2 separate regions of the Homo sapiens genome follow, and region 2 is linked to region 1. Evidence: read pairs that join two places in POLR2A ChIA-PET (ENCODE). Cell type or tissue: GM12878. All regions are shown on one strand. Links, peaks and the distances in the headings refer to the core of each region. The heading gives the core; the rest is flanking DNA.

Region 1 (4,395 bases), core at 270-4,269:
ACTTCTCAGAGTAACATTAATAAGACTCTCTTATGTACTCATAGAATATAATTCACCTCAGAAAATCAACCTAAGGAAGCCCACATGATATGGGGTGTGCTGACTCTGTCACAAATAGAAAGGGGGTACTTCTGACCAATCCTAACCTAGGTATATTGGAATATGTGACCATTACTTTCAAACAGATTGTACATAATTCCAACGTTGACTCTCTGCTTTTATCATGGAGCTATTTCCAATATCATGTGTCCAATGTGGTTCTTAATCTTGTTGGAGTTTCCAAGATAGCTAGGGAAAGTCTATCCAGAAGAGACTTTCTTTACACAATTTTTCATGCAGTCATGAGGAGTTTACAGATCTCCTCTTCCAGATCATGGACTAGCAGGCTAAGCACCTTCAAATTAAGACTGTTATATTCTCTTTACCAGTAGATCAACTTCCAAACAACACTTACTGTGTAATCATGGGCAGGCTTCTCAAATTCCTTACTACCCTGCTTTCCCATTTACTGTTTTATTATAATCTTTTTAAAAATAGACTTTAGTTTTAAAGCAGTTTTAGGGTATCAGGAAAATTATGCAAAGTATAGAGTTTCTATACATCCCATTACCTCACACATGCACAACCTTCCCTATTATTGATATCCTCCACCATAATGGTACATTTCTTGCAACTGATGAACCTACATTGATGCTTCATTCTTACCCAAAGTCCATAGCTTATGTGACGGTTCATACTTGGTGTTGTACATTCTTTGAGTTTCAACAAATGTATGATGACATGCATCCCCATTATAATATTATACAGAGTAGTTTCACTGCCCTAAAAATCCACTACCTATTCATTCCATTTAAAAAATCAGTGATTTTTTAATGTCTTCATAGTTTTACCTTTTCAAAAATGTCATATAGCTGGAACCATATAGTTAGTAAAGTTTTCAGACTGGGTTCTGGGTTCTTTCACTTAGGAATATGCATTTAGGTTTCCTCCATGTCTTTTCGTGGCTTGACAGTAGTTTATTTCTTTTTAGTGCTGAATAATATTCCATTGTCTTGATATATCAGTTTGTTTATCCATTCACTGACTGAAGAACATCTTTGTTGCTTCCAAGTTTTGGCAATTATAAATAAAGCTGTTCTATTTCTAGTTTGATGATAGATTGTATAACAAATGGGTGTGACATTTTGTCAAATTCTTTTTCTGTACCTGTTCATATGATTATGTGATTTTTCATTTTTAGTCTGTTGATGTGATGGATTATCATTTATTGTTTTAAGGGCAGTAAATAAGCAGAAAGAATAATATCTACCTTGCAGTATCATTTTAAGGCCTAAACTGACTAATGCATGTAAAAGGCCTAGCCTTGCAAATGGCATGTAATAGGAGTACAGTAACTTACCATTTTCTTCTTTTTAATCCCTCCAACAAAGGTGTAAACTACTGATGCTCAAGCCATGATCCCCAATCTGCTCCCAGAAAAGCTCTAAATCTCCTGCCAGAGGAGCACCCAGGCACTTGGGAGGACGCTACCACCATGTGGCTACCTCAGCCTTCTGATCCTTGCTAACTTATCAAAGGGCAAGTTTTGTGGTGTAGTGCTCCTACAATATCTTCAAAACAATAATTATCAGCATCATCACACACAGTTTTCTTATGCTTAGCAGTGCAAGTGCCTGCAAGATCATTACATATTAACTGATAAACAGATTTTTTGACCCTACAATCTGTGAAATATCATAACTGGTACAATGGAAGAAAAGGTCCATGGCTTAGAGTCCATCAGTGTTTAATTCCTCCCAGAGAGTGTTTGGAGAGATCCAGATTCATGTCAGTGACTTAATGGAGCTTTCAAACATGTTGACCAGAAGTAGGATGGACTCCAGTAGGAGTATTGTCCACAGTAAATTACATGCACACTTTGAGAATTGAGATAGCAAGAGATAAGCATTTTCTTAGACTGGCTGTCATGAAGTTCTGAAACAGTCACACTTTGAAGATTAAGGCTTGCCTACTCTATCTTCTGTACCCCCCTGACTTTGTTGTATAAAATAGAATGGGTTGGGGGGTCACATGGAGTTGGTTAAAGCTGAAGTCTAGCAAAAGAATACGCTAAGACAGACATGGATCTTCCCTGTGTGTCCCAGAGCCAGGCCTGCCTCCTGAGGCGCCCTGCTAGAGGGCCTGTGTGCTTGTGGGTGTGGGTTGTGGTCTGCTGAGTCATTGCTCTTTATTATAATTACAACTAATGAGGCTGTTGCTTTACAGGCAATTTTGTGGGCTTTCCTGCAGTTTTACTAGTTAGGAAGTAATTCATAACTATGAAGACTCTGCCTTCTTCCTAAATTTATGTGCCTAGGGAAGGGAGGTGTCTTATGTCAGAGGCGCCTAAGAAACTGCCATAGCAAAAGTCAGTCCCCATTCATTCCATGCAGCAAACATCCATTGACAGCTCCCTTGGGGTCAGGCCCTGGGGTGGGGGTGGGAAGTTGGAGAGGCGGCAGGGTTGAAGATGACATAATCCATGCCTTCACAGAGCTTGCAGTATCATGGTGGTAACAGACATGCAAACAGGTCATTCAAAAGTCGAAGGCAAAGCCAAGAGAGACCTGGAAAATCACCAGAAAGCACCTGGGATGCTGTTCAACTAAAAATCCCCAGATAAAAATGTCTTCAATCCAGAAAAAGAAGGCCAGGTCTTCTTATGCCATTGCCCTATTTAAAAAAAAAAAAAAAAAAAAAAAAAAAAAAACTTTCCACAGATACCCAGCAACTTAGAGAAAACAATTCAAACTTCAATTGTCACTTTACAAAACCTGGCTCCATCCTACCTTATAACCTTATCTCCTCTGGCCAAGGCTTCATTCTGCCCCTATGTTTTCTCACTGCTATACTGTTTCCCCTGTCTTGTGGGGTTTTAAAAATAATTTTTAAATAATTTTTATTGTGAAAATTATACAAGCTAGTGAAAATAAGTAAAACTGATGGTGGCAGCAGCCTATCTAGAGTGGCTGCTTTGAAGACGCCAGCAGCAGCGGGGAAGGCATGGCAAGGGCTATGCGCTCTGTGGAGCCAGTGGGTGCTGTAAACAGGTGATCCAAGTGGGAACCCCACCAAGTTGGCATGGCAGGAGCCCCTGCTCCCGGGTGCAGCTGTAGCCACCCAGCCATGGCTCTAGACCCAGGCATCCCTGCACTCTTAGGAGCCCAGGGAGTGCCTGCTCCTGCTCCCTGGCCTCTCCCTGCTCCTGGTGTCTGCTCCAGTGTGGAGCAAAGTTGTGGTAAACCCGGCTGAGTGTGCACATGCTTGGGGTGGCATTGACATGCTAGCCCTCTGCTGCCTTGGCCCCCTCCGGACTTTGGGAACTGACAAACACAGGAGGGCAGAGGGGGGCTGAGGGGGGCTTGGCATGGGTCTACAGGCACTCCTCAGCATGGAAAGCCTGGGCACCATGGGTGGCATGTTGATGGCAGCAGAGGCAGACAGGTTCCTGGGGGAAGGGGCAGGTCCCCAGTGAAACCTCACCTTCAAGCCAGGCCTGAAGCCTGGGGCCCGGGGGCCAGGCTGCCAGTTAAGGTGGAGTCTACCACATGGAGTGAGAATTTCATTGGCGCCTTTCAGACAATTGAATGGTGCTTTTTCAAGCCCACCCATGGCCACTCATGGACCAATCAGCATGCACTCCCTCCATTCTGAGCACATGAAAACCCCCAGACTCAGCTAGATATATTTCTGCTAGGTTTTCTAGTTTGTGTGCATAGAGGTGTTTATAATAGTCTCTGAAGTTTTTATTCGTATTTCTGTGGAGTCAGTGGTAATGCCCCTTTGTCATTTTTTGTAGTGTTTATTTGGATTTTCTCTTTTATTATTTATTAGTCTTGGTAGTGATCTATCAATCGTATTTATTTTTCAAAAATCAACTTTTGGTTGTGTTGTTCTTTTGTATGGCTTTTCTCATCTCCATTTTGTTCAGTTCAGCTGCGATTTGGGTTATTTCATTTTTCTGCTACCTTTGGTGTTGGTTTGCTCTTGTTTTTCTAGTTCCTCTAGGTATGATGTTAGGTTGTTAATCTGAAATCTTTCTAACTTGTTGATGTGGGCATTTAGCACTATAAACTTCCCTCTTAGCATTGCTTTAACTGTGTCGCAGAGATTCTGATATGTTTTATCTTTGTTTTTATTACTTTCAAAGAATTTCTTGGTTTCTGCCTTAATTTCATTGTTTACGCCAAAGTCACTGAGAAACAGATTATTTAATTTCCATTCTTTTTACTAATTTATATTTTTTTAGGTCTATGGTCTGAGACTGTGGTTGGCATAATTTTCTTTCTTTCCTTTTTTCAATTTGTTGAGAATTCCTTTATGGCCAAGCATCTGTCCAATTTGAAAGTATGCGCC
Region 2 (4,395 bases), core at 108-4,107, 650 kb after region 1:
GGGGTGGGGGGCTAGAGGAGGGATAGCATTAGGAGAAATACCTAATGTAGATGACAGGTTGATGGGTGCAGCAAACCACCATGCCACATGTATACCTATGTAAAACTGCTATGTTTAAAAAAGTTTTCCAATTTTCTTAAATTCTTATGTTCACTCGGGTATGTAAGGAGCTAGATGGCTCTCTGCCTCTGACGCAAACAAGATAAGAAGCTGAACAAATTGGAAAACAACAACTTTTCTCTGATCCCTCAGAGAGCTGAGGCCATAGGGCTGATTGCTGACCCAAAACGGAAGAGACAGTAGATACAGTCAGCCACAACTTTGGAGAGCAGAAGCTCAGGAGCTGAATGCCCAGAAACAAGGACCAGGATACGAAAACCTCATCTTTATAAGACGAATGGTGGAGGGCTCACTATGGACAAATTTGAGAACTAAAAACTCCTGGGGGCACCATCCAGAAGGCTACCACAGTTTCCAGAGTTTCACCTCTGGGAGCCCTATCAGGTTCCCCCAGTGAGGACCAGAGGGAGAAAGGAGTCATTCGAAAATATGCCCAGAGTATTCTGTTCTTCAAACGAGGGTCTGCCCTCAAGAGAAACTGTTTTACCAGAGTCTGTCCTACTTGGTTTTTTTCTAGACTCTCATCAACACTGGGTAAGGAAAACACCCAGCTACAACATTCTGGCCCCTTAATGTCTGTCCAAGGAGAAAACAAAACAAAACTGAGAAGCACTAGTGAAAGCCACAGCCCGGTGTACACTGACTCAAGCCTGCCATGTAGTCATAGGAGGATAGAAGTCTTCCCCTCCCTCTGCAGCTCACTGCCACATCAACTGGGGAATGAAACTGAAAGAACTGTGAGTGCCAGACCATAGTGAGCAGGTCTCCAAGGAAAACCAAACACAGCCAAGGAGGAAAAGTGAAGGACACCACAGGGAGGTTTAGCCTCTGACACCTACAGCTACAGCAAACAGTAAACACAGCCAGATGAAGGTAAACCTCACACTAAAGGCCTATTTAACTCCATTCTTTTCATCTGACACATCGTGGCAAGTTTGCAAAAGGAAATTTCAAAGCATACTAATAGACAAAAAAAAAAAAAAAAACACACACACACAGTGTGAAGACAAAGAGCAGGTATCAGAAACAGACTCAGATATGATAGAGATGTTGGAATGATCTGACTGGGAATTTAAGACAAGTATGAGTAACACGCTGTGGGCCCTAATGGAAAAAGTGGATAATATCCAAGAATAGGTAAGTACTGTAAGTCAAAATATGGAAACTCTTCAAGAACAACTGAAAAGGGGCCTGTAATCCCAGGGCTTTGGGAAGCCAAGGTGGATGGATCACTTGACATCAGGAGTTTGAGACCAGCCTGGTCAACGTGGTGAAACCCCGTCTCTACTTAAAAAATAAATAAATAAATGAGTACAATACAAAAATTAGCCAGGTGTGGTGGCAGGCGCCTGTAATCCCAGCTTCTCGGGAGGCTGAGGCACAAGGATCGCTTGAGCCTGGGAGGCAGATGTTGCAGTGAACCAAGATTGTGCCACTGCACTCCAGCCTGGGCAACAGAGCGAGACTCCTTCTCAAAAAAAAAAAAATGAATGAATGAAAAGGAAATGCTAAAAATTAAAAAAAGAATGAATGAATAAATGAAAAGGAAATGCTAAAAATTAAAAAAATATATAGACCATAAGGGAAATGAAGAATGCCTTTGTTGGTCTCATCAGGGGACTGGACAGGGTGAAAGGTACAATCAGAGAGCCTAAGGAAATGCAACAGCAACTTCCCATTTTTATTGCCATTATATGAAGTACGATAATACGATTATCGTGTGTTGAGCTTCTACCTTGCGACCTGCCTGCACTCACTTATTTGAGGAGTTTTTGTGCAGTTTCCTTGGTATTTTCTGCATAGGCAGTTGTGTCTTCTGAGGTTGGAAACAACATTATATATTCTGTCCCATTCAAGATGTCTCTTATTTATATTTCTTGATTGATTTCACTGGTAAGAATCCCACTACCTTTCTGAATAGGAGTGGTGAGAGGGGACATCCTTTTCTTGTTTCTCTTTTTAGGGGTAGGCATTCAGTCTTTCACTACCCAGTTTGATATTTGCTCTTGGTTTTCTGTACATGTACTCTGTCAGGTTAAGTTCCTTTCTATTTCTAGTTTCCTGAGACTTTTCACTGTGATTATGTTGTACATTCTCAAGTGCTTTTGTCTGCTTTAGTTGAGGTCATCATACATTTCTGGATATAGTGGACAGCATTGATCAACTATCAAATATTAAACCAGCCTTGCATTCTCCAGATAAATCCGACTTTTAAGATATTGCTGGATTCTATTTGCTAATTTTTTGGAGATTTTGCATCTATGTTTGTGAAGCATATTGACCTCTAGAATTTTTATTGGTTTGTGTTTCCTTGTTTGTTTGTACTGTTAGCCTGGTAATACCATGGTAATGTTAACCAGGTAAAATGATTTGGGAAACATCCCCTTCTCTTCTATTTTCTCTGAGAGACTGTGCAAATTCATGTTACTTCTTTAAATGGTTGTACGAAATCTCCAGTGAACCTATCTGGGTCTACAGATTTCTTTCTCAGAAAGAGTTTTACTATGAAATCAGTTATTTTGGTAGCTAAAGTACTCTTCAAGTTATCCATTTTGTCTAAGGTGAGTTCCACTAGTTTCTGATTTTGGTAGAATTTCATTTCATTTTATCATGAATTCCATTTCAGTTATTGAATTATTCTGCACAGATTTCTTCTTAGCATTTCATGGCTATCTTCAGGTCTACAGGTTCTCTAATGATATTTCCTGTTTCACTTTTGATCTTAATAATTTGTATCTTCTCTCTTACTTTCCATGACTGACTAGAGTTCCATCCATTTTCTTGATCCTTTCAAAGAACAGCTTTTGGTTTCCATGATTTTTCTTTCTTTCCTTTTTTTTTTTTTTCGGATTTCATTGTGAACTATTTCTGTTGTGTTTTTTTCTTTTTTTCTGCTTGCTTTGAATTAATTGGTTTCCCTCTTTTTCTGGTTAGTTAAGGTAGAAGCTCACATTATTTATGTGAGATCTTTCTTTTATCTTAATCTAAGTAATGTTATAATTTTCTCTCTAAACACTGTTTTAGCTGCATCCCACAAGTTGTGATATGTTGCTTTTCCAATTAAATTCAGTTCTATGGACTTTTTAATTTCCTTGAGGCTACCTTTTTGATCCTTGAATTGTTGAAGATGGTGTCGTTTAATTCCACAAGGTATGATAATTTCCTATTGTACTTATGTTATTGTTTCATTTCTAATATGGTGCCATAGAGGTCGAAGAACATAAGCTTGATGATGTGGATTTTTAAAAATCTGTTGTTTGAAAAATGAAAGAAAGAAAGAAAGAAAGAAAGAGAGACTGGCAAGGTGGCTCACACCTGTAATCCCAGCACTTTGGGAGACCAAGGCAGAGAGATCACTTGAGGTCAAGAGTTCCAGAGCAGCCTGACCAACATGGTGAAACCCTGTCTCTACTAAAAATAAAACAATTAGCCGGCCAGGCGTGGTGGCTCACACCTGTAATCCCAGCATTTTGGGAGGCCGAGACGGGCAGATCACGAGGTCAGGAGATCAAGACCATCCTGGCCAACATGGTGAAACCCCATCTCTACTAAAAATACAAAAAAAAAAAAAAATTAGCTGGGCGTGGTGATGTGCGCCTGTAGTCCCAGCTACTTGGGAGGCTGAGGCAGGAGAATCACTTGAACCTGGGAGGCGGAGGTTGCAGTGAGCCGAGATCACGCCAGTGCACTCCAGCCTGGTGACAGAGCGAGATTCTGTCTAAAAAAAAAAAAATTAGCCAAGCATGGTGGTGTGTGTCTGTAATCCCAGCTACTCGGGTGGCTGAGGCAGGAGAATCCCTTGAACATGGGAGGCAGAGGCTGTAGTAAGCTGAGATCTCACTACTGTACTCCAGCCTGGGCAATGGAGCAAGACTCTGTCTTAGGAAAAAAAAATATATTTATTTTATGACCCAAGAGATAATCTAGCTTGGTGTGTTTTCCATGTGTGCTTGAAAAAAGGCATATTCTTATGTTGGTGGTGCTGTGATATTTGCATCCATAGCATTTCTGAGTCCTCCTGAATAATGGCTGACTACTGGGTGATGGTCTACCACTAGTTCAGTCCTCCAGTCCTCGGTAACTATGAAGATTTCTGCGTGAGCACCTTAGGTTGAGCCCAGGAATTTCTGCTCAATTTAATGTGTTCTCTTGCTTACATTCGCTACTCTCAGTGGTTTTTCCCAAGCTCACTGGGTCCCTGGGGACTTTCTCTGATCCTCTAGCTAGAAGGTAAGTCTTTTGTGTCCTCACATTGCTGTGCATTTCCCTTTCAGG

Evidence for each region. Peaks named below come from ENCODE experiments on the same cell type or tissue, not always from the same donor. Only the 100,000 strongest peaks of a DNase experiment are listed, where the experiment ranks them.
Region 2: POLR2A ChIA-PET joins it to region 1 with 6 read pairs; 1 of 35 experiments calls an interaction of 5 or more read pairs at or near these places.

The regions. Positions count from the first base shown.
Region 1 is chrX:149,143,724-149,148,118 of GRCh38, forward strand. No RefSeq gene overlaps it. Among named protein-coding and RNA genes, the nearest start is that of IDS, 360 kb to the right of the region's middle. RefSeq lists enhancers at 2,750-3,251, 3,252-3,751. In GM12878, for the core only: no CTCF peak of the experiment used is centred there; a DNase peak (open chromatin) is centred at 2,340.
Region 2 is chrX:149,794,948-149,799,342 of GRCh38, forward strand. No RefSeq gene overlaps it. Among named protein-coding and RNA genes, the nearest start is that of MAGEA9, 15 kb to the left of the region's middle. In GM12878, for the core only: no CTCF peak of the experiment used is centred there; no DNase peak of the experiment used is centred there; H3K27ac peaks cover 675 bases.